2 separate regions of the Homo sapiens genome follow, and region 2 is linked to region 1. The links are chromatin loops, found by intact Hi-C in ENCODE. Cell type or tissue: endothelial cell of umbilical vein. All regions are shown on one strand. Each heading gives the region's core, and the rest is flanking DNA. Links, peaks and the distances in the headings are about the cores only.

Evidence for each region. Hi-C counts contacts between places; a loop is a spot of excess contacts. Peaks named below come from ENCODE experiments on the same cell type or tissue, not always from the same donor. Only the 100,000 strongest peaks of a DNase experiment are listed, where the experiment ranks them.
Region 2: it touches region 1 in a loop (4-fold over the local background); 17 of 110 quality-filtered maps call a loop at or near these places.

Annotation. Positions count from the first base shown.
Region 1 is chr17:15,431,958-15,448,131 of GRCh38, reverse strand. TVP23C-CDRT4 (TVP23C-CDRT4 readthrough) reads left to right here. Exons shown (of 6, transcript NR_037924.2): 5 at 7,847-7,924; 6 at 9,932-12,117. It overlaps CDRT4 (CMT1A duplicated region transcript 4), which reads left to right. Exons shown (of 4, transcript NM_001204477.2): 3 at 7,847-7,924; 4 at 9,932-12,117. The coding sequence starts at 7,894. The coding sequence ends at 10,359. It also overlaps the pseudogene RPL9P2. Among named protein-coding and RNA genes, the nearest start is that of CDRT4, 28 kb to the left of the region's middle. In endothelial cell of umbilical vein, for the core only: a CTCF peak has its summit at 11,236 (motif pointing left); no DNase peak of the experiment used is centred there.
Region 2 is chr17:15,481,809-15,497,982 of GRCh38, reverse strand. All of the region lies in intron 4 of TVP23C-CDRT4 (TVP23C-CDRT4 readthrough), which reads left to right. Among named protein-coding and RNA genes, the nearest start is that of CDRT3, 19 kb to the right of the region's middle. RefSeq lists enhancers at 6,854-7,148, 6,438-7,637. In endothelial cell of umbilical vein, for the core only: no CTCF peak of the experiment used is centred there; a DNase peak (open chromatin) is centred at 7,072; H3K27ac peaks cover 2,244 bases.

The DNA of each region.
Region 1 (16,174 bases), core at 8,175-16,174:
CCTGGGAAATGCCGGGCTGTTTCCCTGAAGTGTTCTCCAGGTTCACAATGTCCCTATTGTTTCAACGGAGCAGGACTTCCTTTTTCTGATTGATTAGATATTATGAGGCAACACATTTTAATAGTCACACTGCTCAGGAGCTGTCAGGCAGAGAGAGGGTCTCTGAGCACAAATTGCTTAAAGCCTTTCATGTTTGCTTTCCTGAATATGAGTTTGTAGGGCTATTTCTTGCTGCTTGTTTCTCCGTATCTTTCTTACTTGTCCAGTCTGCCAGTGTACAAGCCTACCCCAAAAATGTCCATGGAAGAAAAAGGTTGAAAAGCTCTCCTCTGATTATGCCTGCTTGGCTAGTTCTGGAAATTCTATTTTTAAATTTGGAACTTGATCTGTAGATAATAGATCAATAGATAATGACCACATGTGTTTTATGCTTAATGGGCCTTCCAATGTCATCTTAAAGTGGGAATTTAATATTTGTAATTGAATATTCCTTGGATAAATATAAAATTCAGATTCATGGTTGTACCTGATAAGTATACAGTGCCTAATGCTTCTTCCCGCAGTGAATTTATAAAGTGTTTCTTCAGCCAATTCAGCATTATAATTCACATGCAGAAAACACACTGTTTGGAAACTGCCTATATTATCTGCATGCTGGAAGAAGAACATGGATCCCGAGTGGGGAAGCACTTCACTCAGGATTTGGAAGCAATGAGGCTGGCATTTAAACCATGCCCACTGCCCATCATTTCCTTTGCCCTTTGAGATCCAGCATAACCATTTTCTCTTCTTGAACCTCCTTCTTGACACTCCTCCCCACCCAGGTTGAATTAGGAAACTGGTGGTCTGTCTTCCTCATGGGGCTGTGAGCTCCTTGAACCAAGACTCAGTGCCTGCCTGATGTATGAGATGCTTAGTCAGTACCTGACTGCAGAGTGGTTGATGGAACATGTATTGTCCTATGTACTGGGAGGCCTCTGCTTTTGTTTCTCGTAACACAGATAGCAATGATTAGTCTGGATTTATCAGCACGGGAAACCTGGATTGCGGACCCTTGACATTGAGAAGGGTAGATCCCAAAGTAAGAGGCAAATGTGGAAAATCCACAGTGGGTCCTGGGTGAGTGCAGGACCTGTCCCTCTTAGAAGAGTAATGTTTGGAGCTCAGGATAGGTTTTTTGAATGTGTGCATGTGTGCATGAATGAATATGTTGAATGGCCATAGGTACTTGAACTGCGTTTTCACCATTGGAAAATAAAATGCCCTCAACGTACACATATAATCGTTACAGAAAATAAAGTATAGAAGCATTATCAAGAAGCAACATATCCCCTCCTTCCCATCATAAGTGATGAATCAGTAATGCCAAGTCTGTGTTAGAAGATGAGCAATTCTGATCAGACTCCCACCTCCCCACCCTGATGTGGTTAGAGACAGCTGATCCACCAGAAAGAGGCACGGTCTGTATAAGAACATGCTAACACTACCAAATGGCCCACTGTATGCAACGTGACTTTTTAAAGATAGTGCGGTAATGGACTTGTTTCTCTCCTTTGTGTGTGTGTTCGTTTCTGGGGAGAGGCGCTAGAGAGGAAGACGTGTCCAGCAAATTATTGCATAGGGAGAGGGAGAGAGATGCCTTCTTTCCCGAAAGACCAATTCGCCCCTCCCCACTCCCATTGCCCTTTGCCTTAACATTTCTACGATTCCCAAGGGTCCCCAGTGTCTGTGTCACTAAAGGCACAAGAAATGGTCATCTTCTTGTGTGCACCCCGCAGAACCCATTTGTTAGAGGTGGGGCAATGGTGACAGTTTCCATGGGATAGGGGCGGGGTAAAGAAGTGGAGAGAGTCAGAAGGGGGCGCCACTGAGAATCCGTAGGTGTGCACTCGGTGCTTCCCAGCGTTTCTGTTTGAAGTTCAGGGAGTCAGCACATGTGCTGGTCCTGTGAGATGGGCAGTTTTGTGGGTCTCTTGTCGGCCCATTCGGGTGGAGATCAGCATGGAAACCGCAAGTTCTGCTAAGTGGATCCTTGCTCAGGAGCATCTTTCCAGATCTCAGAGATAAGCTTTTCAAGACACTTCTGGCTTTAGTGGTAGCTTCCTCTTTAGCCAAACATAAATGAGGAGTGGCTAGAGGGAAGGAAAAAAAGAAAAAAGCAGAGGGCAGGGAGGAGATGGAAGGTCAAAGAGGATAAAATGCAGAGGTGAAATGAGGGTTTGCATCAGGCTCCTGTTTGAGAAAATGTGATTCTCCTTCTGGGGCCAGGCAAGACACTTAGGGATGGCTCAGGAAGAAAAGTGGGAGGTGAGACAAACAAAAGAAGCCTTGCAGATTGGAGCAGAGAAGAGAAGAAAGAGGCTGAACAGAGTGAACACAGGTCTTGTTTCCAGTGGAGCTTTTTCTTCTGCATAGGGACAGTTTTGGGGACTCTGCAGCTGATTTCAGGGAAGGTGATTCATTGAAGACCCTGTTATACCCTGAGCAAGTTCATCATTCTATCCTCTTACTCCATAACATTCTCTGAGGCTTGCAATTCCAAAACAAGGGCAGGAGAAGAACATTTTTTCACTGGTTGCTAGTTCCATGAGATGACCCACGCATTAAATGAATGAATGAATGAGTGATTCCTTGGTCAAATGAGATTAGGGGATGCTGCATATTCAGTCTTCCTTTTGGAGAATTACAGAACAAGTTAACATATATCAGACTCTGAAAATCCTGCTCCAAAGGAATTTTTTTAACATGGCATTTTTTTTCTAACTTAGTTGACTGAGGACAGGCCTGAAATCTTGCAGATTTAGAAGATGTGGCGACTCCTGGGTTGAACAATCTGTATGGCTTTATAGGGCAGCTTTTGCCATGGGCCCCTTCTTTTTCTTTAAGTAATACCTATTAACATCTTGAGGAGAGATTCTTGCATTCTGTGGGACACAGTTTAGGAAACACTAGATTGAGATAATAATCCACTCATCATGACTATGTAAATGGAACTACTTTCACAGCCTTAGTAGGGCAAAAAGTCTGAGTGGGGTCGATTTGTGCCAGAGCACTAATCCATCAATCCTGCCTGGAACCCGTAAAATCCTTTTGCAAGATGGTTTCCTGAGATAAGGATGCAGCTTGCGGCCAGAGAGGGTGAGATCATTAGATTTGCATGAGAGTCCCATGGCGGCCACAGTTTCCTTAGCTCTGTACTTTAAAGCCACTGCTTCTTCTTTGATCTAAGTCAATTTTGGTATTGGCAGGTGGTGGTTGTGGAAATACTTCATGGCCCTTTTAAATGTTTAAAGGCCCTTGAGATGCAGTGCTGACTATAATCAGGGATTCTTGAGTGAAAGCATGTGTCTTAGGACTGGAAAGGGACTAAAAAGATCTTCTGGACCTCTCTCTCTCTCTCTCTCTCTCTCTCTCTCTGCGCTTGGCTAATTTTTATATTTTTAGTAGAGACGGGGTTTCGTCATGCTGGCCAGACTGGCCTCGAACTCCTGGCCTCAAGTGATCCACTCACCTTGGCCTCCTAAAGTGCTGGGATTACAGTGTGAGCCACCGCGCCCGGTTCTTTTTCTGTTTCTAAGTAGTTAATAATAATATTTTATAAATCTTCAATTTGTTTTTGTTTTAGATTCTAGAACAGCAGTTCCCAAATTTTGCTGCACAGAGAAATTGTCTGGGACACTTTTAATTCCAGTGCCTGTACTGCATCCCATTCCAATCAAATCACGATGTTGGGAGTGGGCACCTACATTTGTATTTTTCCAAGATCCCTAGTAATTCCAATGTGCTGCAAAGTTTGGGGACCACTGGGTTTAGAAGCATTTTAATTTCCAGACATTTTTTTTCCAAATCAATAGGTCTTTTATTGCATCTTTTAAATATCACAAGTAGGTCTTAGGAATCATCCGGCATCTTGTTTCTGTAGCTGGACATCTCTTAGATCTTATTCATCGGCCTGCTGAACAGTTCCTTTTTCAGAGACATATATACCATCCAAAAATTTCCTGATTGCCTTGTTTTTAACTGTTGTGGCTTGCTGAATCAAAGTCGCTGAATTTGAAACAAGCTCAATGTTGTTTCCTTCATCTTTCTGGGTTTGAGATACTGAACAGGCAACACTTGGTCTCATCCAAACCCTGTGGATGTATTTTTCACCCAAGAAATTTTGGATTTCGACAGGAGACCCATTCTCCTGGATAACAACATTGATGGGGAAGTGAGCATACACAGACCTCAACTTGTAGTGGAAGCCCAGTGTGACACCCTTGATCATGTTCTGTACATGAGTAAAATAGTCCAAACGGTAGCAGTTCCTTTCCGTTACCCCACCCTTTGTCAACCCGGAGCCTTTTTTGTTTTCTGTCCGAGAAGACTGGGTTCTACACTGATGTGATTGAAGTCCCTCTGGGGCCCTTCACGATAACTGTGTGTCCCTTCAGAGTAATGTTGACATTTTCTAGAATGTTAGCAGTCTGATTGCTGAGAACGGTCTTCATTCTCGCAGCAGACATGGCAAAGAAAGCAATTACCAGACATTTTTAAAACAACTGTGGGCTAGGTGTTATGATTCACACCTATAATCCCGGCACTTTGGGACGCAGAGGTGGGAGGATCGCTTGGGCCCAGGAACTTGAGATCAGGCAAAATAGCGAGACCCCTGTCTCTACTAAAAAAAAAAAAAAAAAAAATTATCCAGCTATGGTGGTGTGTGCCTGTAGTCCCAGCTACCCAGGAGGTGAAGGCAGGAGGATTGCTTGAGCCCAGGAGTTCAAGGCTGCGGTGAGCTACGATCGTGCCACTACACTCCAGCCTGAGTGACAGAGTGAGGCCCTGTCTCTAAAAAAAAAAAAAAGAAAGAAAAAAAGAAATTACAGAACTGTGTCTTCTGGGACAGGAGTTCATCCTCTTCCTCATTTTGTAAGTGACAACTGAGGTCCTAAGAAGTTAAGGAAGGTGATCAAGGTTGATTGTTTCACGTTCCAGGTAATTGAATGATTTAGGCCAAACCTAGTCTGTCAGACTAGATTCTGAAAATGGTGGGATGAGAGATTGAGCGGGGGAGTGGGGAGCTGGCTCTGAAAGCCCAGTAGTCTGAACTTGGGCTTTGTGTCTGTAGGAAAAACAAGAAAGCCGCTTCAACGCTCTGCCTCCTGCCCCTCCCGTCAATGCTGTTTCTGTCTGTAGACTGCTGGTTTGCATTTCATTTACAGGGACACAAAATGGAACCTTTGTGCTGGAATTGAAGGAAATTATAAAAGCCCACAGCTTCTCTTCAGACTTAATGTCAACTATTTGTCTCCTGTTATTTTCAAACAAACAAGTCCTCCCCATGAGTTTTGAGGCAGTCTCAAACACTCCCTCCCTTGGTTCTTTTTATCGTTTCCTAGTTCCTGCTTCAGCAGGTACGAGAAAAACCCACCATTCGTAGACTTGTCCTATCAGCCACACGGCACAGCTGTAGGGGTCAGGTGAGTCCTGGCCAGAGGCTCTGAGCAGGATGGTGGGTCACACAGATGCACACAAGTCTGGAAACAAATGTTTGTAAGACTGGGCTTTCCTGAGGCTTCAGGGTTCATCAACTAGAAACTTAGAAGCAATGATGAAAGGAATGACTCCCAATCCCTCCAAATACTGCCAGCTGAAACATATTTCCACCATCTGGCATCCTATTTACAGATGAGAAGATGAAGAAAAATTTCTTTCTTTCTTTTTTTTTTTTTTCTTGGAGACGGAGTCTCACTCCTTTGCCCAGGCTGGAGTGCAGTGGCACGATCCCGGTTCACTGCAACCTCCGCCTCCTGGGTTCAAGTGACTCTTCTGCCTCAGCCTCCTGAGCAGCTGGGATTACAGGCATGCATCACCACGCCCAGCTAATTTTGTATATTTAGTAGAGACAGGGTTTCACCATGTTAGCCAGGCTGATCTCGAACTCCCAACCTCAGGTGATCCGCCCGTCGTGGTCTCCCAAAGTGCTGGGATTACAGGCATGAGCTACCGCGCCCAGCCAAGAAATTTCTAACAATGCTAAAATATGGAAGAAGTAAAGAGTTCTATTTTCACTAGAGGTGGACAGGCCCAAGTTGGGTGGCCACTTGCGTGTCATGTGCTGTGTTATGGGGGACTTGGAATGGGTGACTTTAGATTCTGAAGCCTTATGGTAGGTCTTAGAAGGAGAACTAAGATGCTTTACCTTACAATTAAAAAAAAATGATGACATGAAACTTTCTCTACGTTAGATGACTATTTGAGCATTATTTCTTCCCTAGCCTCAGAATAATGACATTGTGAATTCTTCTAGAACTGCACTGCTGTGGAAGATTGGCACTGATACCCACAGCAGGGACTCTGTAAGATCTGTCTCTAAATAGGTTTGACAAAAAGAGCATTTTTTTGGGAGTATGAATGAATCTCCGGGATGCCATCCTTTGTTAGATGTGTTATAATAAAATGCTGGAATGTGTGAATAATTTACTCTATAAAAATAGTGGAATTTAAAGTTGACCCTGTCAATGACACACTCACTACCATTCCACAATAGTTCCTTGATTAGGGAAAAAGGGGGATGAAAAACCTGGGAACTGCTTATCTCGGAGGAGTGTTCCATGCAGAAATGAGTCAGCCCTCACGTACGTGGCAGCTGATAAAAAAGGCTTAACACCCACTACTCAGTCTAAACCAGGGCTACGCAGAGTATGAACCACAGGCCAGCAACATCAGTATCATTTAGGAGTTACTTAGAGATGCAGATTCTCAGGTCCTCAAAACAGACCTACTGAATCAGAATCTCTAAGGTGGGACCTGGGTGTCTGTGGTTGCACAAGGTCTCCAGGTGATTCTAGTACTTGGTAAAATTTGAGAAGCACTGCCTTCGACCCATGGTTCTCAAAGTGTGATCGCCAGACCAAAAGCACCAGCATCATCTGGGAGCTGTTCAGAATTATCTGAGACTCTTTCTCAATGGGCTTTTGCAGGTGATAGTAGAAATGCTTCATGGCACTTTTAAGTGCTTAAAGGCCAAAGAGATGGCAAAATCGAATATAGAAATGTAATGAACTCTTAGGCATACGCATGTGTCTTAGAGCTGGAAAGGAACCAAAAAGATCTCCTGGACTCATTTCTTGTCTCTAGGTAGTTAATAATATAACCTTACAAATCTCCAGTAGTTTTTTTTTCTTTCCCCCTTTTGGCTTAAAACAGCGGTTGCTAAATCAGCAGTTCTGGAGGTGGGCTCAGCAATCTGGGCTTTAACAAGCTCTCCAGGTGGATGCAGCCTCAAGTTTGAGAACCACTACACTATGGTTTCCATCAGATTTCCCCCCTGCATGGTTGCATAGAGCATTAGACTTCCATGTTTCAGCCTGGGCTTGGGGCCCTGGTAGCTGACTCCTGGCCACTGCCCATCTCTGCTACCTTCTGTCATTCCAGGCTGAGAAGTGCAGGTTGGATGTCGTGCTTGTAGTAATGTGACCACTCTTGGACTCTGGTAGAGGAGATAGAAAGGTTTTGAAACGGGGACTTTTTTTTTTCACTTCCCCTCTGTGGACCAGCCTCCACACAGCCCCCAGCCTACCCAGCCTCTCTCCTTTAAAGTTAGGAGACTGGAAAGCAGAACACCCAGAGACTATCATGACAGTCTACAGCTCTTGAGCAAGGCCATGCCTGCAGGCCTTTGCGGGGCTCACTTGGCCTGTCTCCAGCTCCACAAAAAACATGTCCTCTTCTCAGGGGGTGGAGTCATCTTAGCCTCATGCAGTGACCATATAGGACTTAGAACCACCCCCACCCAGGGTGGCTACTAATTGCTTTCCAGTTTGAGGAGGCTCTGGCTAACAAGTGTATTTTCCCATAGGAATCTGAACCTGTGATGTTAAGAAATCAGTAAATATTAAAAAGAAGATGGATGCAAGAAGGATGAAGAAAGAAGAAGGTAGGGTTGGGAGTGTTACCAGTGGAAGCTCCTGCACTGGGGCCGTCTAGGGTTGGAGGATTCGCAGTGGGAAGAGGCCACTGGGCGGCCACTCTTTTTTTTTTTTAATATATATTTTTATTATACTTAAAGTTCTAGGGTACATGTGCACAACGTGCAGGTTTGTTACATATGTATACATGTGACATGTTGGTGTGCTGCACCCATTAACTCATCATTTACATTAGGTATATCTCCTAATGCTATCCCTCCCCCCTCTCCCCACCACAAACAGGCCCCAGTGTGTGATGTTCCCCTTCCTGTGTCCAAGTGTTCTCATTGTTCAATTCCCACCTAGGAGTGAGAACATAACGGTGTTTGGTTTTTTGTCCTTGTGATAGTTTGCTGAGGATGATGGTTTCCAGCTTCATCCATGTCCCTACAAAGGACATGAACTCATCATTTTTTATGGCTGCATAGTATTCCATGGTGTGTATGTGCCACATTTTCTTAATCCAGTCTATCATTGTTGGACATTTGGGTTGGTTCCAAGTCTTTGCTATTGTGAATAGTGCGGGCAGCCACTCTTGTTATGGTGGCAGAGAACACAGCATGTTCAGGAGATGGAACGGGGTTGCTGCTCATTTTGCTCCAGGCGTTTGAATTTGGACTCTGCCAGATCCATGCAAATGCCCTATCCCACAAGATCTTACATTTGCTTGGAGGAGGCAAGGGTGAACAGTCTGTGCTTGGAGGCCTTGCTGGGAAGTTTCTAGTGAGAGGTAATGTCACACATGACTTTTACAGGGAGATGGAATCCTTCTACAGCACATTCTTTACTGACAGATCTGTCCCCAGACAAGCTCCAGCTCCTGGACAGCCACGAGGCAGCGTGGGAATAACTATACGACCTACACTTCACTTGATTATCCCCATTTACGGCATTTTTTTTTTTAACTGCATTCAATTTGGAGATGGCAAGATGACTCTTTTAACTCTCCTCCCTGCAAAACTCCAGTTGAAATGACCAAAGAAATATAGAATTAGGGAAAGAATGCACCACATAAGAACACAGAGGAAGGTAGCAGCTGCAGGAGAGAAATTGAATCATTTCTGCTAAATAGAGTGACGTTGCTAATGAAAGATGGGAAGGACTGACATGCCCATGATTTTGGATCTGTAAAGGAACAGGCTGCTTGATAAACTAATGCGTTGAATTTCTAGCAACACCCACCCCCCTCGGCAAACACCCCAAACTTCTGGCCAGCAACCATAGTGAAAAGCTTTGGTTTTTTTGAGCCTTGTTAAGCTTGAGTTCAAACCCACCACTTGTTAGTCGTGCAAGCTAGTCAGCCTCAGTTTCGTCCTCTATTAAATGGGAGAATACCTACCTTATAAGGTGTAACTAGAAGTAAATGAAAGAGTTTAGGCTGGGAGACATAGCCGAAGGTTTTAGTCACTGTGCTAAAAGCTTAACATAAGTTATCTTTAATCCACAAGAAAGTTCCATGAACTTTGTCTTATTCTAATCACCATTTTACAGATTAAGCACTTGAAGTTTAGCAAGGTTAAGAAACTTGTTCAAGGTTCACAGCTATGAAGAGGGTAGAGTAGGAATTTGGAGCAGACAAGTACAGAACCCATGCTTTCAAGCACTAAGTGTACTGTTCCAAGCCCTTGAAATATATTACTTTCTTTAGTTCTCAGGCCTTAGACTAACCATTTTTATTGGTGAAAAAATAGAAGTTCAGGGGTAAAACAATTTGAGGTTATGCAAATATTTAAAATCAATCAGATCTGTTTGACTCTGTCTCTTGCTCCTTACCATTCTTTCGTTGTTTAATTGATAGACTTTCTAGGATGTCGTTCTGTTCCCCCACTTTGAATTGGATTTTATTCCTACTGAATACAAGGGGTGCAAAATAGGGAGGACTTCAAAATCTGGTTCCAATGCCTTCCCATTTTTTGAAGAATCAAGCTATTGCATGTGACTGCCTCTAAATGGCCTGCATTTCTCTTTGTTGGTAGGACTCACAGAAAACACTGGACTTCCCCGGAAGCTACTTGAAAAACATGACCCCTGGCCGGCCTATGTCACCTATACCTCTCAGACAGTGAAAAGACTCATTGAGAAAAGCAAAACTAGAGAACTGGAATGCATGCGTGCCCTCGAGGAAAGACCCTGGGCATCAAGGCAGAATAAACCTTCCAGCGTCATTCAGCCGAAAAGGAGGAAGTCTTCCAAGTCTTCTGGCAAAGCTGTGTTCAGGGACACGCTGTCAGAATCCACGTTATCAATGTGGGGCGCTTATTCGGTATTGGCCATGGCTCCTACCATGATCCCAGAACCCACACACTTACATGCGGATTCCAGAGACTGTCCAACTGAAAACTATAACAAGATCATCTTTGCCCGCAAGCCTATGATGAGGATGCTCCCTACAGTTCGCTACTGACCAACAAGGAGAAACATGCAAATGTTTTAGCCAGGGGTCCCTGCAGCCATTCCCCAAGAACGTACAAAAGTTAAGCTCCATTTACCACTCACTTGACAGTGTCCTTTAAATCTGAACTTGCTCTTGCTCATGCGGAGCTTGGCTAAGAGAAACCAGATCAGAATGCAAGCTGTAGGTGGGTGGGTGAGTGTGTCCCCTCCCACACTGCTCTCTGGTGGGTTTGGGCAGTCCCTGGCTCTAGTCTCTGCTGCAGATTCTCAGGACCAAAATGTGGGTGATTTGTCTGGGTCCAGGCAGGAGACAGAAATCACACAAGCTCTTTTATTAGAGATAATATAAAGAATGATTAACCAGGTGACAGTAAAGGGCAGGAAGGGAATACAAAGGTATCCATGGAGGTAGCACCACAGGAAGCAGGCATCACACTTGAGGCTTGGGAACAAGGGGAAGATGCTGGACTCATTGAAAGGTGGTTGCTTGGAGAAGGGACATGGGGCTGAATCTCAGACTTCTGAGGTGGGGGAGTGGGGATGCCACTCAATGCAGCTGGTATCTCTGAGCTCTGAGGAGAGTCCTGTGGGGATGGTGCCCCCTCCTCTGAATAGGGGAGATGTTTTGTTGGTGTCTCTGAGGGGACCCCCATGAGGCTGCTTTTGTGAGTGTTGGAAAAACCAAAAACTGCATTGAAATGTTTCTGGGAGGAGTTGCCACTGCCTGGGTGAAGAAAAAGCACTGCTAGGGTTAGCAACCTGTCTGGCAAGGGACAGGAAGCTGATAGAAAGTGAACAGGAAGCAAACAGGAAGTGAGCAAGGGGCCACTTCCTACTTCCTCCTTTAGCCTAGCAGATTCCTTCTAGCTCCCCCTGGGGGCTGAGCCTATCAGGGCACAAAGCCAGAATGTGGTTTGTAGAATCCCAGCCCCAGCATCTCCAAGCATAGGATGGATTTTGAAGCCAAGAGGGAATTAGCTCTCGGCCGGGTTCTGAGTGATCCCATCCAGCTGCTCCTGGACCTGGTATTGAGAGGTTTTTCCCTTGGAGGGCAAACAAAGTGGCAGTGGGGACCAGGGTGTCCCCTGCTGAGAAATGGAGAGCTCTTTTCCCCTGTACTTCTCTGGGGTTTGCCTTGTGGAACCAAGTGCTTGGGGGAGGAGCTCCTGGCAGGACTCCAGCTGTTATTTGTCAGAGGACAGCTAGGATTGGTTCACCCTTGCTCTGAGTTGGCCCCAAAGCGAGCTATGCTGAACTCTTCTCCATCTCCAAGCAGACAACCTTTGTCTTTACATGCAAGAGGGATCCAATTATGACAGGCTGACCCAGCTGGTTTCATGTTTGGGGTTTATCTACTGAGTAAGGCTGACCTTACCTGAGTTTCTGTATGTGTATTTGCAAGACAGTTAATACTAATCCATCATCCCTCACAGAGATGTAGAGGATGAGATGTAGTAACTTATAGCAGTGTCATTTGGAAAAGTTGAATTTGCCCTACAAGGCATGTTCTCCATTCAAGGGTCTTGTGTAAACGTTTGCAGACACAGGTGCAGCTTTGGAGAACTCACCTCTGGCTCTTGTGCTTTTATGTTGGGACAGCTGCCTAAATTAGGAGCTCTAGACCTGTTATTGGTTCCCAACTGTTGGCCAGAATGAATTCTTCGAAAAATATAGGTGGTTTCCAGGGAATTTGAATGATTGTATTTTGTGTCCATGGAACGTTTATAGACATGGAGGCAGGCAATAAATTCCTCCAATAATTTTTTTATCTCTTTTGTTCTTTTATGGGTGTTTCTTTCTAGGTTATATTTGGGAAAGTATGGATTACAGAGACTCATTGAGTGCTAGAGATTATTGGAATTTGGGGTTATTTCTTTTAATACCTTCAAGGGCAGAGTGGTATGGTAACTTACTGAAGGTTGCACAGTTGGTTTTTTAAAATTTCTAAGCATTTAATAGTTTTTAGAAAAGTATGCACTCTATAAATTAAAATAATTTTTCTGTGTGTGGGTTTTTTTTTTTTTTTTTTTTTTTGAGACACAGTCTTGCTCTGTCACCCAGGCAGGAGGGCAATGGCACAACCTCTGCTCATTGCAACCTCCACTGCCAAGGTTCAAGAATTCTTCTGCCTCAGCCTCCTGAGTAGCTGGGATTACAGGCACCCGCCACCAGGCCTGGCTAATTTTTGTGTTTTTAGTAGAGATGGGGTTTCCCCATGTTGGTCAGGCTGGTCTTGAACTCCTGACCTCAGGTGATCTGCCCGCCTTGGCCTCTCAAAGTGTTGGGGTTTACAGGCATGAGCCACCGCACCTGGCAAAATAATTTTTCTATAGATATCATTGTTTAAATTAATTTAATTCTCAGCCTATTATAACAACACAAGCATGAGCCTAGGATATCATTAACATCTGATGTTGTGGTAGAAATTGTCTGTGTTCCGTGACTGTGGTCCAGAAGCATTACCTCCTAAGGCAATTTAACAAAGAAAAAGAGTCTAATTCCTTTGAATGGGGAACTCTGCTTAAGCCCGAGCTGGGACTCGCAGGTCTGGCTAACACCGAGACTTAACCAGCCATGACTATATGAATTCCGCCAGAGAAGAAGCAGCTGGATCCAGTAATGAAGCCTTGGTCACTGGGGGAGGAGGCTGATCCTGGGGGAGGAGGATGACCTGCCATGTCTGATGCTCAGATTTGTCCCTTGGTTCAGCTCTTCCTGAGTGCCATGTGCGTGGCGATCAATGATTCAAACTCTCAAACAGCTCTTTCACTAAAAATCCTGGAAGGCCCTGGGGTACACATAAAAAGTGGGGCGAGATCTTGACTTCACAATGCATCAACAAGAAGGTCCCACCGCTCTGGGTATGGACAAGAAACAGCCAGGTCTGGTAGACCCAATGGGTGGTTGGCAGGACCAGCTTTGCTCATGAGGAACCAAGAGACATCCTTGGCACTCCCAGAAATAGACATGGAGCCCTTGCTAAGGCCTGAAGTTCATCACGAGCAGCCAGGGCATGGAGTGGAATGCAGGTTATTCCTAATGTAACCTCATCGGTCTGTCCAAGCTGGAGAGGCCCGGGGTATCTCAGGTTACACTAAACATATTTAACTTACATCTCTCAGAGGGACCTGGCTTTCTCTAATGTTCCACAGCCCGCAGCCTCTTTTTATTTATCTCCTCTGCATATGGAATTGTCTGCTTGGCAGGAGAGCTGTTTCAATTAGTCTCCCTGACGTAGTAGGTTCATGAAACATCAGAATATGTATTTTGTTAGTCCGTCTGTGTTGCTCTGTAACTAAGGCCCCGTCTGACACACATTGAGCAGCTGCTTTGAGCAGATTCTTTGGCTCCTTGTACAGAGTATGGTATTTACCCATTTGCAAATTCCACGGTTGGCGTTTAAACAGTTGAAGTTTAACCTCGGCAACATGACTGAGCCTGCTGGTCATTTTCATGTTGGCAGGGGCTATTAGGACATCAAATAGTTCCACATTCTGCAGCCTTTTTAGCAGTGGCCTGGGAGCATGTCTTAAAGGAGATTAGTCTGCATGACAGATAAGAGGCTGCAGGAGGCTGGGCACGGTGGCTCACACCTGTAATCCCAGCATTTTGGGAGGCTGAGATGGATGAATCACCTGAGGTGAGGAGTTTGACACCAGCCTGGCCAACATGGTGAAACACCGTCTCTACTAAAATACAGAAAAAATTAGCCAGGCATGGTGTTGGGTGCCTGTAATCCCAGCTACTCAGCAGGCTGAGGCAGGAGAATCACTTGAACCCGGGAGGTGGAGGTTGCAGTGAGCCAAGATCGCGCCATTGCACTCTAGAGCCTGGGCAACAAGACCGAAACTGTGTCAAAAAAAAAAAAAAAAAAAAAAAAAGCTGCAGGAAAGTGTTCAAGGAGGTAACTGCATAAACAAAGGCGCAGTGCAGATGTGGGCAAGCCAGATATTTGGGGGTGGCCCAGGAGCCCTCTAACTGGAATAGAGGTCGGGTGAGACCTAAACAAGGAGCAGTTATCGAGTTTATCAACAGCAAGTGTAAGAGCCACTTTGGAATGAGACCAGAGCAGTATGACCAGTCCCTTAGTCTTTTTTTTTTTTTTTTTTTTTAGGACAGGGAAAACAAGACGGGCACCCTGAGGTAGGGATTTTGATCCTTGGGTCCTAAAGGGGGTCTTCAGAGGCAGTGGAGGAGTCACATGGAGCAGCGCAGCTCTCGGTGGTGGAATCCCAACCAGGGACTGACGATGCATCCAGGAAGATGAGAATCTAGGAGTAGGAATGCCGGCCCTGCAGCCTCACTCCATGTGGACAGCGGTTGTGAAAAGATGGTTAAAGTGCTTTGCGAGCTGGGTCCAAGCAGATGTACACATCTGGACAATGTGGCTCTTTTCAGCCTTGATTGAGTCATTCATTCTTGGAGGCTTTTTGGAATCCCCACACTTTTAGACCAAAGGGCACATTTTCAGAGCCCACACATTATCAGTGCCAGATAAGAGTAGACAGATTGAGAAACCAGGGGAGGTAGAGCCAGGGAAGGGGAGTAAACACAACCTGAGGTTTATTGTGATCTGATGTTGTCAGAGCCTGGGCTGAAGCTAAGGGCTGGGCTTATGTTTGTCAAGCAATCAGGAAAACCTCTGTCTTCTTCTTTCACTACACATCCCCACATCACCTTCCCTCTGTCTCTCACCAGGAACCCAAGGCTTCAGCCAGCTACTGTGGTGCTTGCAAACCCCACAACAGTGTCCTAGATCTGTAAGGCATGGCTAGGCTGGGCCTGTCCCCAGCTCTGAGCATGTGTGTGGGAACATGGGGGCATGCTGGGCAGGGCCAGATGGAGATGAAGGAATACCTCATGTTAGGTGGGGCTTGAAGCCACCCCATATTCTCTGCCTTGAGCCTGACAATTATCTGATTTCTTTATGGGGCAGGCCAGAATATACAGGTGCCCACTCTTGTTAGCACACTGCTCAGGGCAGCAGATGGCATGGAAAAGACCTTGGACTTGGTGCTGAGACCTTGTCTTTTCTCCCAGGCCCTATATTCCAGGGCCAATGGAAATTCCAACCCCATCTATGGCCTTTCTAGGAAGCTTCTATTGCTGGGGGCCCAGCAAAGCTCATGGTATCAATTCACTTCCTTTCTAGATTCAATTGGTCAGCCACCTGGAGCATTCCATTATTTTTGGTAGACAAAGGGATGTGAGAGGCCACAGGATTTCAGGCAAGTTAAAAACCTGACCCTTGGGGTTGTTTCTGTGTGTCTGCCAATGGGGAGGGTTTTTATGGAGAGCAAAGTTAGTTCCAGAAGTTCTAACTTGTGGAAGGAAGAAAGGTGGCCTTCAATGTGCCAAGGTCTCTTGCTCACATTTTTGCATTTTGGAGCTTGTTTAAGCTCCCATAGGCTTAGGCCTATGCTCCCTAGTTGATTAGATAATTATGGAAGGAGGAGAGCCCTTTCGAGATTGGAACTTGGGCCTCTCAATTCCAAGTGCAGGCAGCTTCCCCTAAATTCAGATCTCCTCTTCATTGGTGTTACCCATGACAACCCTGCTGGTGTTCTCAAGTAGAGCAGATGTGTTTGTCCAGTAGCTGCTGACCCCAGTTTCAGCCATGGCTCCTCTACTGTGAAGCAGCCCCGTTGGAGACCCCTCTTCATGTGGCCAGTTTACCGTGTGTCCCTGGACCAGCAGAGGTAGGATGGTGAGGCTGGAGGTCCCATGAGACCTGGGTGAGGTCAGCTGTGTTTGCCGTTATATTTCCAGAGCCCTGCAACGGCCTGGCACAGAGTCGGTGCTCAAGTATTTATTGAGCAAGTGAT
Region 2 (16,174 bases), core at 3,752-11,751, 54 kb before region 1:
AATTCCCTATCTTTTGCTATGTTTCTCTCTCTCTCTCTCTCTATATATATATATGTATACACACACACACATATATATATGTTTTTATATATAGTGGTTTCCAAATGTTTTGATCACGTCATTAAAAAGTTTAATGCCCAAACTTTTTAATGACTTGTGATCAAAACATTTGGAAACCACTGCTCCAGACTATTGGAACCAACTTAATTCCTCACTCAGGGGCCAGTGCCCACCTGACTGAAGTCTCTTGTCCACTTACCTCTTTCCAATTACACTGTTATGTTTTATTTCCTTGCTGTGTCCTGCTGTCATATTGGAGAAAGTCAGTACTGGACAAACAAACAGCATCACCAGTTTTTTTTTGTTTTTTTGTTTTTTGTTTTTTTTTTTTTTTAGAATGATAGCAATGGATAAAAGTGGTCTGCACTAGGAATTAGAAGACCAGAGTTTTATTTTCAATTCTAACTGACTTGGTAACAATGGGTGGGGCACACTGTCTTTGGGTGTCTGAGTCCTTATCTGCAGAATGAGGTCCCTAGACTGGATAATTTTGGAAACACTTCTCAGTTCTAAGGTTTGATGAGCTCTGTAGTTGATTTATGTGAGTGGGGTGTGTGTATAATTTTGGGGTAAGCTTTAAAGGATGGCTTTAAAAATGATGGGAATTGTGTAGTTACGCCCTCTCCCCCTTGCCAGGAGAAAAAGACTTGCTTTGACTATAGCTATCACTTGTTGGGATTAACTTGCTGCTTTCTGGGAACTTGCATCTGTATGGAAATTTCAAGATAGAACTTGTCTGAAACTGCTTATTTTCTTCTATTGAAAAGGATCCACAGGCTTCTCAGAACTCCAGCTTCTTTTAACCACCTCCTCTTTCCAGTTCCTGCCTTCACCCTGGTTTCTGTAAAGGAACTTCTAGTGCTTCTGAAGACCCCAACGCTCAAATGATCTGTTCCAAGGAAACGTTCTAAATTACAGATGTTTGTTCTCGGTGCTCTCCAAATGTCTCTGAGGCCAAAGCACTTCTTGCATAGTCATTGAGCACGTGCTTGTATGGTAGTTAGAATGAAAGCCAAGGCAAAAATAGCTGTCCTCAGGTTTTGGTTTTTAATCGTCTGATGTTGGTGACTCCAGGGTAAGTATTTACGCACTTGAGCTTTGTTTGCCCCATCTATAGAATAAAAATCCACATTTTATTTTCAGCCTCTACATTTCTGCACAAATTTGGTGTGTAGGGTGGGTGGGGGTTGGCTCCCATTTTCAAGCCTTGTAACTTGGCTTTGCAAGAAAGGAAGCTTTGTTTATTATAATCATTATAGTATTACTATCATTGCTAGAGACTAGAGTCTCAATCCTGAGGTTCAGTTTCACTTAATACCAGAAAGCACAGTCTTACCAATTGAGAACTCAGTCACTTCAAGAATTTTCTGTGTTTCTTTCTTAAATTTAAGTCTAGAATTCTTCCACCTCCCAGTGTCCTTCAGGAAAGGTATCTGAGTTCGGACACCCATTATCTAACAGTGGGGCAGGGGTGGAGTGGGGTAGTGGTGAGAGATGTCAGTCATAGGGATGTAATAGGTCTGCACTGGTACCCAGTGATGTGTCCTTATCCCTGTCTGGTCTTGAGTCATGTGGTCCCCACTGTATCTGCTTTGGCATCCTGGCCTTCACACATCAGGTCTGCTGGCTCTCAGCTCCATCCCTGCTCCCCTCTGTGCTACATGGGAGAACAAACATGTGGCTGCTCCCTAACCCTGAAGGGTGTGTGGGACTCTATGAAGTTACTTCAGGCTCAGAAGCCTGGATACCCCATGCAGGATTGTCTACTCCACTCTCCTGGTGGCTGGTCTCTTTCCCATTGTGGGGTTGAAATATTATCACTTGAGATTAGAAGCTTCTTATGGAGGAGAGAAAGATGAAGGGGAAGCAAAAGAGTTGTTAAAAGATAAACTCAGGCGCATTAAAATGTTAACACCGTTATTTGAGCATTCAGCAGTTCATGAACTGGGCAGCACTGGATGACAGGTGTTTGGGTGCTACACAGCAGCGGCTTCAGGAGAACCTTTCATAAAGTGTTTAAGAAAGCAAGACAAAGAAAATATTTGATTGGTTAAAGTGGAGAGTCCCTAGATAGAGGTTAGTTGGCTGTTTCTGATTGGTTAGGCTTACGTTTTATTTCACTGCTTGCATTGAGTTGGGTTCTGATTTGCTTACGTAGGAACCCAAGATGCTGCAGCTGCCTCAGCCTGATAGCCTCCCAATTAATTATTTTAACACAGTTAAGCTTTGTTAGAAGGCCTCCTGCCCCCTGCTCTCTCTCACAAGGTTAACTACAAAGCACGAAGTTAGGAGGTGGATAAGAGAGCCCCCAAATGGCAGCAAGCCCACCTCTGAACTCCATTCCCTCCCAGTGGGAATGTTGCTTTTGCCTTGAAAAATCCATCTTCAAAATATCAATGTGATATATCACCCACGTTAAGCTAACTTGAAGTGGTAAAAATGGCCTTTCCTGACATAGCTTTCATCAAGAAAAAAAAATTAACTTGAGTTCTCCTTTCAAAACCCCAAGTAAGTACTTTTCCCTTTGAGTGACTGCATTCTTCTGAGTGGGAAAGGAGAATCGTGAACTTGGGCTCATTTCTTCGCAAGAGAAGTTTAAAAGATGAACTTTCAGTGACCACAATGTGACCATATCCCCAGTTTTCATGATTTATTTCGACAGTCAGTTGTTGGCCTAACCTCTGCTAATCAAGCAGGCTGTACCAATATCTAGCTTTTCATCATATGGAGGGCAAGATGCCTTCTGAGCTTCATGAATCAGAAAGTAATCATTATCTTAGCTACAACAACATCTCTTCTTCTACAGCATCAATTTTAAAAGAACAAAAAGTCTTCAAGACCTTCATTTATCATTTTCCCTCCTCCTCTCCTCCACCCCCCCCATCCCCTCCTCTGTCTCTCCTCATACAGCTGGTTCATGTTCTGTGTATTAGTGGTTGAGATCAGAGTTTCTCAACTTCAGCACCACTGACATTTTGGGTCAGAAAATTCTTTTTGGGGGTTGGCTTTTTCACTGTAGGATTTTAGCAGATTTCCTGGCTTTGACACACAGACACCAGTAGCACTCTCTTGTCCCTCTTCCTCCTCAGCTGTAACAATGAAAAATACTTCTAGATTTAGCCAGATGTCCCCTGGGGGGCAAAATTGACCCCTGTTGAGAAGCACTGGCTTAGACAAATTACAGATGAAAACATCTGCAGTCACTGTCAGTAGTAAGTGCTCTTATACGTGGTATTACTGATATTATAGTATCCAACAATATCATCTGATAAAGGAATTTGCCTATTAATAAATTAGAATAAAAGCCAACTGCTTTATGCTAAGCTCAACATTTATCATGGAGTCTCTTTTTCCAGCATCTTACAAACAGTGTGTACTGTTTTTGCTACTTGGGTATAATTTAGAAGATGTGTCTATATTTTGGTTTCTTCTCTTAGTGACCAAATTAATGAGCTTTTTTCTTGGTAAGTATTATTTTGCACTTGTTCTACAGAAAATTAATTGACTTCCCAGGGAGTGGTTTAATATAATTTCTTTCTTTTCTTTTCTTTTCTTTTCTTTTTTTTTTTTTTTTGGAGACGGAGTCTTGCTCTGTTGCCCAGGCTGGAGTGCAGTGGCATGATCTCGGCTCACTGCAAGCTCCGCCTCCTGGGTTCACGCCATTCTCCTGCCTCAGCCTCCCGAGTAGCTGGGACTACAGGCGCCCACCACCACTCTGTATTTTTAGTAGAGATGGGGTTTCAACATGTTAGCCAGAATGGTCTCGATCTCCTGACCTCGTGATCCGCCCTCCTCAGCCTCCCAAAGTGCTGGGATTACAGGCGTGAGCGAGACTCTGTCTCCAGAAAAAAAAAAAAAAAGGACTACTGGGAACACACTGTTTGCATACGCTTTTCAAATATGTGAAAATGTAGTGAATAATTGGACTTGTTACCTTTTCTTTGGATAGCACTATCTTGCCCAGTGTGGGCTGCTGTAACAAGATGTGGGTTAAACAACAGACATTCATTTCTTGCAGTTCTGAAAGATGGGAAGGCAGAGATCAGTGTCTGGTGAAGGCCCTCTGCCTGGCTTGCAGATGGCCAGGCATCTGCAGAGGGAGAGAGAGAGAGGAAGGGAGGGAGAGAGAGAGGAGGGAGGGAGAGAAGAGGGAGTGAGAAAGGAAGGGAGGGAGGGAGAGAGAGAGGAAGGGAGGGAGGGAAAGAGGAAGAGAGGGAGAGAGAGAGGGAGAGGGGGAGGGAGAGAGGGAGGGAGAGAGGAAGGAAAAGAGGAAGAGGGGGTGGGTGAGGGAGAAAGGGAGGAGTAGGGGAGAGAGAGCAGGAGGATGGGAGAGAGAGGGAGGGAGGGAGAGAAGGGGAGTGAGCAAGCACACTTGCTCTGGTCTCTTTATCCCCTTATAAGGGCACTAATCCCCTTCATCAAGCTCCAGCCTCATGACCCAATGACCTCCTGAAGGCCCACCTCCTAATACCAGGAATGTTGGTGGTTTTCACACCCATGTAAGAAAGGCTAAGTTAGTGCTGTTAACATTAATTTAGATGAGAATGACAGACCCCAAGATAGACAGTACTGCAAATGCCTATGAGTTCCTTCTCCAGGCTACACAGCAGGCTCCCTGAGGGCAGGAGCAGGTTTCTGGATCCCTGTGAGTCTCCCCAATGGACTCCCAGCACAGGGCTCTGTCCCAAAGCGGACAAAGCTCTTGGCATGACAGGGTGAGACTGCGTGGCGTTTCTGTTCTGGCTGCCTGTGCCGCTGGAGATTCACATTCACCAAAGAGTGAAGCCCAGAGTTGAAATGCAGACAGACAGGTCCACAATGGCCAGGCCCTGTGGGGTTTAGCTGCACAAATCCATTCTTTTGACAAAGATTGGTGCTCCCAGGGCGTAGCACAGCTCAGCAATGGAAGCTGACCCCCCGCGGTGGCCCTGGCAGCAGCCTGGGGCAGGCTGTGCATGCCATGCCTTGCTCTCTGGGAGGGCACAAGGCTGTGCTTTCTGTTCAGCAGCTGTTCCTCTTCCAGCTGATTCGCTTCTAACCTAGAACCAGGCTTGGACTAGGGGGCAGGGGGCAGGTAGTCTGCTCCTTCCTGTGACCAGTCTCTAAGAACACACCTGTCTTCATGTCCCTTGGCCCTGCTTGCTCTCTGATCAGCCCAAGACTTCACCCACGTTCACGTCCATTTCTCTTTGGGAGTCTGGGGGTCCTTCTGTGGGGGGCTTGAGCATCGCTGCTCCTTTGGGTGACTCCCCATTGCCCTGCCGCAGAAGGAGCAGGATTGTAATTGATGGTTTTCCATCTGGAGCACAGGTACGTCTTGGGGAAATGGGGATGTGAAAAATAGAAGTAGGCTCATTTAAGAACTATTTTGTTTTATGTCCATTTTTGAAAAGTCTTACTGAAGGGTGCACAGCATTGGTTAGGAGGATGGTTTGGGTGTGGTTCTAGGGGACAACCTGCTGCTGGGAGACCTGGGTGGCAGGAACAGCAGCTGTAGTGATAGTGAGATGATGATGATGATGATGACGATGATGACGATGATGATGATGACGATGATGATGATGGCAATGTAACATCTATTGCACACCTACTGTTTCAAAATCGAGTAAATATACTCATTAGTTCCCCACAATCCTACTGTCATCCTTGTTTGACAATTGAGGAAATTGAGACCTGAGAGGTTGAGAGGCTTGTCCAATGTCATGGGCTATGAAGTCAAGATACCAGGTATTACTCCTGGCTACGGGACCTTAGAGAAGATGCTCAAGGTGGTGGTCTCCATAGTTGAGAAATCAAAGATGGATTGGTTGACTCCCAGATGTTTTTTTTTTTCTCTAGCAAATGTTAACAAGTTTAGCCCAAGCTGCCTCCTTACATATTTTAAGTTCCACCTAAACATTCCGCTGTGCAGATGATAACCTAACTGGATGTGTACAGAGACTGTAACCGAGGCTTGTAGCCACTAGCCCAGTGTCAGCCCATCAGAGCAGCTGAGTGTCAGCTAATCACAGGCGATCAACTGCTCAAACTGTGTTCAAATCAGGCAGACACGGAGCCGTAAGCAGCCTAGCTGTTTCTGTTTTCTGTAGATCACTTTCTTTTTCTGTCTATAAATCCTCTCCGACCATGCACCAGAGTCACTGTGGGTGTGCTGAGTCTGTCTAATTCTTGAATAATTTTTTGCTCAATTAACTCTATTAAATTTATCTAACGTGTTTTTTTTAAACACAAATATTCTCTTATAATCTCTGAAAGTCCTTTTATTTAGGCCAAACCCTAAAAAATATGCGTGAAGTGGAATCTTCTCTCTGTGCTTCTTCCCTTCCCACGACTCTCACCAGTCTTACTCCAGCCCCTGAAGGGAACCAGTGCCTTTGCATAATTTACTGTTATTTTTGCTTCCATAAGACGTTTCTTGAATCCTTCCCTTATACCAAGGAGTAAATGCATGACAAAATGTTGGAGCATTTCTTTTCTATGTAATGATGAAATGACAGGCAGCAGCCAGCAGGTAGTAGCAAATAAATGTCTAGCATCATTCCAGTTTTAAAAAGTCTGTTTTTCCAAAAGTTTCCCATCCTGCCCCCATCCCCAGTTAAAAGTATGAGAACAGTAAGGCCTAGAAAGGGGCCTCAACCATGATTATGAGTTGTCTGTAAACCTGGACCAGAGTTCAGGTCTCCGGATCCTCCATCAGGAAATCACAGGGTGGGGTGAGTAACATGAAGCCGGCTTCCACTCTGGGATGTCAGATTCCTGGCATGGGGTGATGCAGGGGGCTTGGAACATTCCAGAGGAAACAAAAGCGAGATGAGCAGAGACAAAGAGCTGTGAACACCAGGTTCAAAATGCATGAGTGAGGGTGTTGGAAAACTTCCCAGGGGTGGTGGCTGCCCAAGTCAAAGGACACCAACAGGAAATGCAAAGTCCCAGGGTCCCAGGGCTAGCAGGAAGCTTTGCCTCCAGGCTGTGGTGCTTGCTGGGCCTCTATGCTTCGAAGAGCCGGCCCGAGGTGACTCAGATTTCCTGAGAAGCCTCTTATCACAGCCAGCACAGACATCTGTGCCTTTCCTCGCCTGAGATGTCACCAGCTCAGGGCCACTCCCTGCCCCAGCCAGATCAATGGGCCTTTCACGGCTTCTGAGGGTGGATCCTAGGAGTGCCCCTGTGACGAATGCTCAGATGACTGCCTCTCTAGGATTTCTGTTTGTTTCTGCTTCGCAGTCTTCCCTCCACCCAGAAGCTCCCGAATGTCCAGGAAGAATTGACTAATTCTCTCCATGAGTTTCTTGCCCACAGGACGAATGGAGCCATTGCTGTAACAACCTTATTTTCCACTAAGTCAGAATAAGAGACCTGGACAGAAAGAGAGTAATGGCTGAGGCACAAGGAGCGAGTATTTTAAATCAGGCTTATGAATGTGCTCTGTGGATACGGTTTGCCCATAGGGAGGTGGTTTTGGGGGTTGCGAATCATACTCAAGCTGTCCCTGACCGACTCACCAGTATTCTACAAACTTACTACAAACCTCTCAAAGGACCATCTTGGAAGACACTAGCAAGGGCGTGAACAATCCCCTCTGACGTTGCTGGCTGGTGGTGGAGGCCACGGAGCCTCCCTGTGTGAGACTGTACTATGTGGTCACTAGAACGTTTTGAAAGACAGTTCTCTGCAGGCCCGGCACCGTGGCTCACGTCTGTAATCCCAGCATTTTGGGAGGCTGAGGCGGGTGGATCACGAGGTCAAGAGATCGAGATCACCCTGGCCAACATGGTGAAACCCTGTCTCTACTAAAAATACAAAAATTAGCCGGGCGTGGTGGCGGGCACCTGTAGTCCTAGCTACTCAGGAGGCTGAGGCAGGAGAATGGCGTGAACCCGGGAGGCGGAGCTTGCAGTGAGCTGAGATTGCGCAACTACACTTCAGCCTGGCGATAGAGCGAGACTCCATCTCAAAAAAAAAAAAAAAAAAAAAGAAAAGGAAAAAGAAAGACAGTTCTCTGCAAATAGATACCCCAAGGGTTATTCTTTTTAAGTTGATCTTTAGTCTTAGAGCTGTGAAGGATCCCTAAAATTCTTCCACTTTAGAATTAAGGAACTAGAGTTTTGGAAGAGTTAGGTGATTGCCCTAAACCTTTATAATGTTAGTGACATTGTTAAAACTCAAATGTGAGCTTCCTGACTCTCAATCTAAGGTGCTTTCCACTCCCCCCAACCCCCACAGCAGATCGACCCTCTTCCCACAGAGAAGGCAGTTTTTATTTTCCAAACAGCTCCTTTGCCAACCAGTAAGTTAACAGAAGATGCCAGACTCAATATGACACCATCATAGCCAGGCCAGGTTAATTCCAGATACCGGGTCCTCTGATTTAAACACAGCCTTTTGGCTGGATGCAGTGGTTCACTCCTGTAATGTCAGTGCTTTGGGAGACTGAGGCAGGAGGATGGCTTGAGGCCAGGATTTTGAGACCAACGTGGGCAGCACAGTGAGACCCCCTCCTCTACAATTTTTTTTTTCTAATTAGCTAGAGTGAGCTGTGATTGTGCCACTGCACTCCAGCCTGGGCAACAGAACGAGACCCTGTCTTTAAAAAAAATACAAAAAAATTAGCTGGGCATGGTGGCGGGCGCCTGTAGTCCCAGCTACACGGGAGGCTGAGGCAGGAGAATGGCGTGAACCCAGGAGGCGGAGCTTGCAGTGAGCCAAGATTGTGCCACTGCACTCCAGCCTGGATGACAGAGTGAGACTCCGTCTCAAAAAAAAATAAAAATGAAAATAAAAATAAAAAATTAAATTAAAAAACAGCCTTTTAAAGAAATTCCAAAGATAAAGAGAACAGCTAAGAAAAAGACACCCAAGATCCTCACCCCTAGGTTTCCAGGGACTTTCTGTCCCTAGGCAGAGATACTGAGAAGGGGAAGCGGAAAGGATGCTGCATGAAGCTCCTCGCCGGCCTGCTTGCTGGGCTGCTCACCCCAAGAAGGGAGGCCCACCTGCCTCCAAAGTGGCAGTTCTGGGGCATAAACATTCCCAGAGCCCAGCATCACACCATGCCCTTGGGAAACCCATGTGGAGGAGGCCCCATTGCTGCACCCGAGGGGCTTGCAGTCTGGTGTTGAAGACACCAGTTGATGACAGCTGTTGATGACAGCTGGAGCAATGACCATGATAAGAGCTTTCATCATAGATGTGATGTTCTGTAGAAACACAGGGGAATGAGGGGCTGAGAGTAGAGAAGGATTCCTAGATAGGGCACAAGCAGGACTGTCTTGTGAAGCATGGGTAGAGTTTCTACAGGTGGAGGAGGGGAGAGGATTCCAGGAGCTTGGGCTGCTGCACAGCCAAGTGTCCTGTCTGATGGGGGCGACGTCCCTGGGACTTGTTCCTTGGAACTCGAGTCCTTGGAGATGAGCCAGTAAAAGAGGAGGTTCTGGGGTCAAATATGTCAGGGTGGGTATCCCACTATGTGGCCTTCTTAGAGTTCCACGATGTGCAAAGCTTACTGCAGGCTCTTAGCAAACCAAACCAAACACGACAAAACCTGTTTAACCATTTTTAAGCACAGGGAATTCTCTCTTTTTGTTTCAGAGAACATCTACTTTCATCTCGGGGAACCAGGACTCCACTGGATTCATTTTGACCTAGGGCAGTGGAAAGGGAGGGGAGGAAGAGCTTTGACTTTGGAAAAGCCAGCGCCTGCTAAGGAGTTCAGGATTGCATCCCACAGGCAGTGGCAGCAGTGGTAGGACTTTTCCCCCTTATATAACATTTTTTCCTGACTATCTAAGTAATGTATATTCATTGTACAAAACTTGCAAGGCCCCAAAATCTCCCCAAACAACAAACAACCTCAGAAAAGAAATCTGGTTGCCCATAAGACAGTGCACAGAAATAACCACATAACCACTGAAGATAGATGTCTATTGAGTGCCTTCTGGGTGCTGGCCTCTGTTCTAGGTCCTGTGGATTCGACAATGAATACATCCAGTGAAAATTCCCACCCTTGTGCAAGTTACCTTCTAGTTGGTGTTGCAGGTAATAGACAAAATGAATAAGTATCTAGTGGCCTAAATAATCAGAAGGATAATGAAGAAACATGAAGCAAGAAAGTGATTGGGGAGCGTATACCACCACCATGGGCAGATGTGGGCTGCCAGGAGGGCCGCTTTGGCAAGTGACAGGGTGATGTTTGGATGATGACTTGAGAGAGGTAAAGTAGTGACATATGTCATAGTAATGACATAGATAAATGGAGGGAGAAGGAGGAGCAGGTGCAAAGATTTGCGTCTGTAGTGTGCATGTTTGAGGCACAACAAGGAGGCTACAGTGGCTGGGGCAGGAGGAGCCAGGAGGGGGACAGTAGGAGAAGTGAAGATCAGAGATTGGGGAGAGAGCGTCGGTAGAATGTGAGGCTTTGAATGATGATGCTTCTGTCTGCATAGTAGGGGGAGCCAGGGCAGAGTTTTAAAATAGCTCTACAGTGGTCCCTCCCCTTATTGACAATTTTGCTTTCCAAAAGTTACCAGCTTGAGTTACCAGCCATCAACTGTGGTCCAAAAACATAAAATGGAAAATTCCAGAAATAATTCATATTTTAAATTGCACCTCTTAGCCACTTAGTAGCTGACTCAGTTATCAAATCCACTGTGGCAGCATTGCAGTGCATGTGTTCAAGGAACCCTTATTTTACTTAGTAATGGCCCCTGGGTGCAAGAGTGGCAGTGCTGGCAATTCAGATATGCCAAAGAGAAGTCATAAAGTGCTTCCTTCAAGTGAAAAGGTGAAAGTTCTCAATGACGGAAAAAAAAACATCTGCTGACGTTGTTAAGTTCTACAGTAAGAATGAACCTTCTTCAAGCCTGTAATCCCAGCACTTTGGGAGGCCGAGGTGGCAGATCACGAGTTCAAGAGATTGAGACCATCCTGGCCAACATGGTGAAACCCTGTCTCTACTAAAAATACAAAAACTAGCTAGGCATGGTGGCACGCACCGGTAATGCCAGCTACTCAGGAGGCTGAAGTAGGAGAATCACTTGAACCCGGGAGGTGGAGGTTGCAGTGAGCCGAGACTGCACCATTGCACTCCAGCCTGGGTGACAGAGCGAGACTCCATCTCAAAAAAAAAAAAAAAGAAAAGAAAAGAGAAAAGAAAGAAAAAGAACGAATGTTCTATCTGTGAAACTGTGAAATTGTGAATCAGGAAAAAGAAATTCCTACTAGTTTTGCTGTCGCAATTCAAACTGCAAAAGCTATGACCATGATGTATGACAAGTGCTTAGTTAAGATGGAAAAAGCATTAAATTTGTGGGTAGAAGACATGAACAGAAACATGTTCCACGTTCTGACTAATGGCAATCAGGTTTGGTGCTATCCACAGTTTCAGGAATCCACTGGCGGTCTTGGAATGTAATCCCTGTGGATAAGGCGGGACTACTTTATGGAGATAGAATTCATGTACCATAAATTCACTCATGGCCAGTGTACCATTCAGTGGTTGTTAGTATATTCATAGAATTGTGTAATTTCAGAAACTTCATCCCTATTAACAGTCACACCCCATTCCTCTCTCCCCTAACCCTTGACAACCATCAATGTACTTTCTGTCTGCAGATTTGCTTATGCTGGTCATATCACGTAAATGGACCACAGGATATAGGGTCTTCTGTGACTGGCTTATTTTATGCAGGATAATATCTTCAGGGTTCATCCACATTGGAACATGTATCCGTACCCGAGTTCTTTTTATTGACAAATATGATCTTGTTATATGGATGTACCACATCTGCATGCCCCTTGCAGGGTTTGAGCAGAGGAGTGGTGGGATCTGATTTTGATGGGACCACTATGCCTGCTGTGTGGAGATAAATGGAGATGGGCAAGTGTGGAACCAGGGAGGCTGGTTAGGAGGCTGCTGAAATGTAGTTGAGGATGTTTTGGGCCTGGGTGATAGCCGTGGAGGTGGTAAATGTTGGAGCACCCCAGGACTCAGATTGGTTTCTCTTTATCTATATATACTTCCTAGGTGACCTCACCCAGTCTCTAAGTTTCAAATATCTTCTTGCAATGGACTGAATGCTAGTGTGGTAGGAGTTATTAAGAAATTATTTTAGGGTGAGTGTGGTGGCTCACGCCTATAATCCTAGCACTTTGGGAGGCCTAGGTGGGCGGAGCACTTGAGGTCAGGAGTTGGAAACTAGCCTGGCCAACATGGTGAAACCCTGTCTCTACTAAAAACTTCATCTCTGCAGCCCAAATGCCCTCTAGGTGTTTGCTTATTCTTGCTTGACCTCTCTACTCACCAATTCTCTGGTAGACACTACTTTTCTAGGCTCCTTGGCTGGGCTATGAATTAAATTGACATAAGACAGAATAGCAGGAGAAAAACTACGTTTAATTATGTATTAATTAATTAATACATTAATTATGTGGGACATGGGAGTCCCACAAAATATGAGACTTGAGAGGTTAAGTGATTGAAGCTTGTATAGCATCCTCAGCTACAGAAAGGAATAGGGACTTGGAACTTCTGGGGGGTGGTAGCGGAACAAGTTATGGGAGGGTGAGGGGAGGAAATGAGTGGCAAATAAATGTTGTCTTGTTAAACGTCTCTCAGGTAATAAACGTTGCCTGAGAGGAGTAAGTGATGGTCTGTCAGTGCTGGTGTCAATCTTATCTCCTTTCCTGTGTTCTTCCCTGGTTGATGAGATTCCTGGGGAAGGAATTCATGACAATTGAATTCCTTTTGGAGGATCTGTCCTTAGGCAGATAAGGGGAGCTCAGAGAAAGCCTCTGCCTGCATCTGCTGCTCCCCAAATGCCCTCAGTTAAAAGTAATCGGCACACCAAAGCATCAGCTTTCAGGTGGCATTTCCTGAACTTCTTCACCTCACATTTGATGCATTCCAAACAGAACTCCTAATCCAATCCCACCCCAAATCTGCTCTCCCTGCATCCTTTCTTGTTTCAATGATTGCAAGTCAACCCTTTCAGTTGCTCAGGCTGAAAACATTGCAGTCATCTTTGATTCCTCTCTCTCTTACATCTCATATCCAATTCATCAAGAAATTTGTCAATCTCATCTTCAACATATCTAGAACACAGCCCTTATCATCCCTTGCTTGAATCAGTGCAAATATTCTTAACTGATCTTCTTCCTTCATCCTTCTCAAGGGACCAAAGAGGTCCTTTACAAATGCAAATCAGGTCATGCCGCTCCTCTGCTCAAAACTCTGCAACAATTCCCCACATCGTTCAACATGAGTGCAAGTCCACACATTGGCCTATAAAGCTCTATGTGAGTTGGCTTCCTGTGACCTTGGACCTCATCTCTCACTCTTTTCCCCGCTTGCTTTCTCTGTTTCAGCTGCTTGGCCTTGTTGCTGTTCCTTGAACTTCCAGGCACTTCTCCGTCTCAAGGCCTTTGCACAAGCTGTTCTCTCTGCCTGGAACACTCTTCTCTCTGATACCCATATAGTTATTCCAGCTCATTTTTTAAAAGATATTTATTTCACTGTTACTTTTTAATGAAGCATGCTGTGTTTTGCCTGCCAAACATCACAAACTGGACACTTTCCTGAACTTGCTTTACATTTTCTTTTCTCTTAGAGCTTGACAGTACCTTTAATATCCTATATAATTTACATTTTAGGTTTGTATTTTATCAACTATTTCCCCTTGCTTGGATATAAACTCCATAAGAGCCGGGATCATTATATGTTTTATTTCTAGCTACTAGTATGGTGCCTGGCACATAATAGTCACTCATGAAATATGAATGAATCAATAAATACCTGTTGATTGGATGGATGCACAGATCCCTTGTGTTAAAATGTATTCCAGATACCTTCGTGTGTTTGCATGTTTGGCATTCAGCCTCCACCCGCTGTTTCTTTGGTAATGATATATAATTGGTAATGATTTTCCACAAGGAAAAATCTTCATCCCTCTTTCAGACCCTGTGGTGTGGTGGAGGCTGGCCCCTTCCCCAAGATTCAAGTCACTAAAACTTGATTTCAGGTCTTTTGTTGGAACTCCTGGGAAGAGAAGCCCTCCTCCAAGAGAGGACTTGAAACTGGGAAGTTGTAAGTCAGGGGCTTCTGGGGGCTACCACGTAGTGACCACTTCCACCACATAGTGACCACTTGCTGGGGAGTGGAGCCCAGACTGCGGAAAGCAGAACTTACAGAAACCTGGATGAACTGAGTCCTGATGCTGCTGCTTTCTGTGCTTAAGCCAGTGCTTATCTGTATTATGCTCCTTGGGCTGCTATCACAAAGTACCGCAAGCTGGATGTCTTCAACAACAGCACTTTATTGCTTCATAGTTCTGGAAATTTGAGATCAAAGTGTTGGCAGAGTTGGTTACTTCTGAAGGCTGCGAGGGAGAACCTGTTCCATGGCCCTCTCCTTGCTGCTGGTGGTTTGCTGGTGAGTTTTGACATTCCTTAGCTTGTAGATGCTTCACCCCAATCTTTGTCTTCATCTTCACCTGGTATTTTCCCTGTGTGCACATCTCTTTGTCCAAATTTCCCCCTCTTCTGACTCCATACCAGATTAGGACCCACCCTGATGACTTCATTTTAACTGAACTAGCTCTGTAAAGACCCTGTTTGCAAATAAGGTCACATATACACAAGTCCTGGGGTTAGGGCTTCAACATCTTTTCTGGGGACGCAATTCAACTTATAGAACTCTCTCTTGCAGCTGAGAGCCTTACATGCTTAACGTTTCAGTTCCATGTAGAAAATCTCATATTTTATGGGAAGCCATTCAAATAAAGAGAAGGAATTTCCATTTTTTTCATATAATTTTTTCACTGGCCAGAAACAAAACAAATGATCTGAGGGGAAGAAGGCAACATTGTATATTTCTTGCATTCTGTACCATATATATCTTCATATACGTACACATATACATATGAATACATATATGTGTATATATATGAATTCCATCTATGTAATTCTATTTACCCATCATCTTTCGATCATCTCTGCATTTCTAATTTAGAATGTCTCACAGTTTTTATGCTTTCTTCCTCACGTGTTTATCCTGAAATAAAAACCGTATCTAACCTGACTCTGGCTGGTCTCCCCAGAAGTGATTCTCCTTGTTTACCTGGATGCCGTTAAAACCTCTCCAGAAGATGCTGGTTTCCCAGCCCAGCAGCTTCAGAGTTACGCAGGGAGGGGCAGAGGCTGGAGCTGGCGGCTGCCCCAGCATGAGGAGCTCATGTCCCCATTGGCATCTTCTCTGTGACAGATGCCCCAGGTGCCGGGTGAATAAATTTATGTCTTCACTTCTCTGTTTATTTGGTTTCTTAGCGAGTAAACAAAAGAATGGCAAGTACCTCTTTTGTGTCAGGCACTTTTCTAGGTTTGAGGACACAACAGTGTGCAAGGAATACACAGACATGGATATTACAGAGCTTATATTCCAATAGGGTTAGCAGAGTTCCTATTTCGGTCGGGGAAGCCAGTCCAATACTGTAAAGACGCCTGACCCCATCATTTTTAGTGAGAAGTCACTAAAGGGTGGAGAAGCGTGGAGACAGCCTTGCTTTGATGTTGCTTATGGGGTGATGGGGCTGGGCTCTCAGACTGGCATGGGGTAATTCTGATTTTCTCCATCAGGAAGCCTCCAGCCTGTGTACCTCCAAATTAGGGGAAGTTGTGGGGTCCAGTCCTGCGTGCCCTCTACCCGGCTGTGGGTGTAAATGTCATCCTTCTCATGCCGAGGCAGTATTTCCTGTCACCATTGTCATTTCCACTCATCATAAACAGGGGTTGGGGGTCTGCCCTGGTGTGCCTCTTTCTTACCAGGCTTTCTTTGGATTTCATTTCACCTAGACACTCTTCCAAAAGGACACAAAACCCAGTGACAAGGCTGATTTTTAGTTTTCTTCTTTGGTTGCTGTGGTTCCTATACTCTTGATGGTTTAACCTATTTCTAGGGCTTTCTATGCCTGGAACCAGCATAGACCATGAATATTTCTGTTCCTTTATGTTCAGCAGCTTCTAGCTCCATGGCTGAAGAAAAAAATTCAGTCATTAAATGTAGTACAGACATATTTGGAAATGTAATACATGCTTCAAACATGGGATGTTTTTGAAGTTTTCT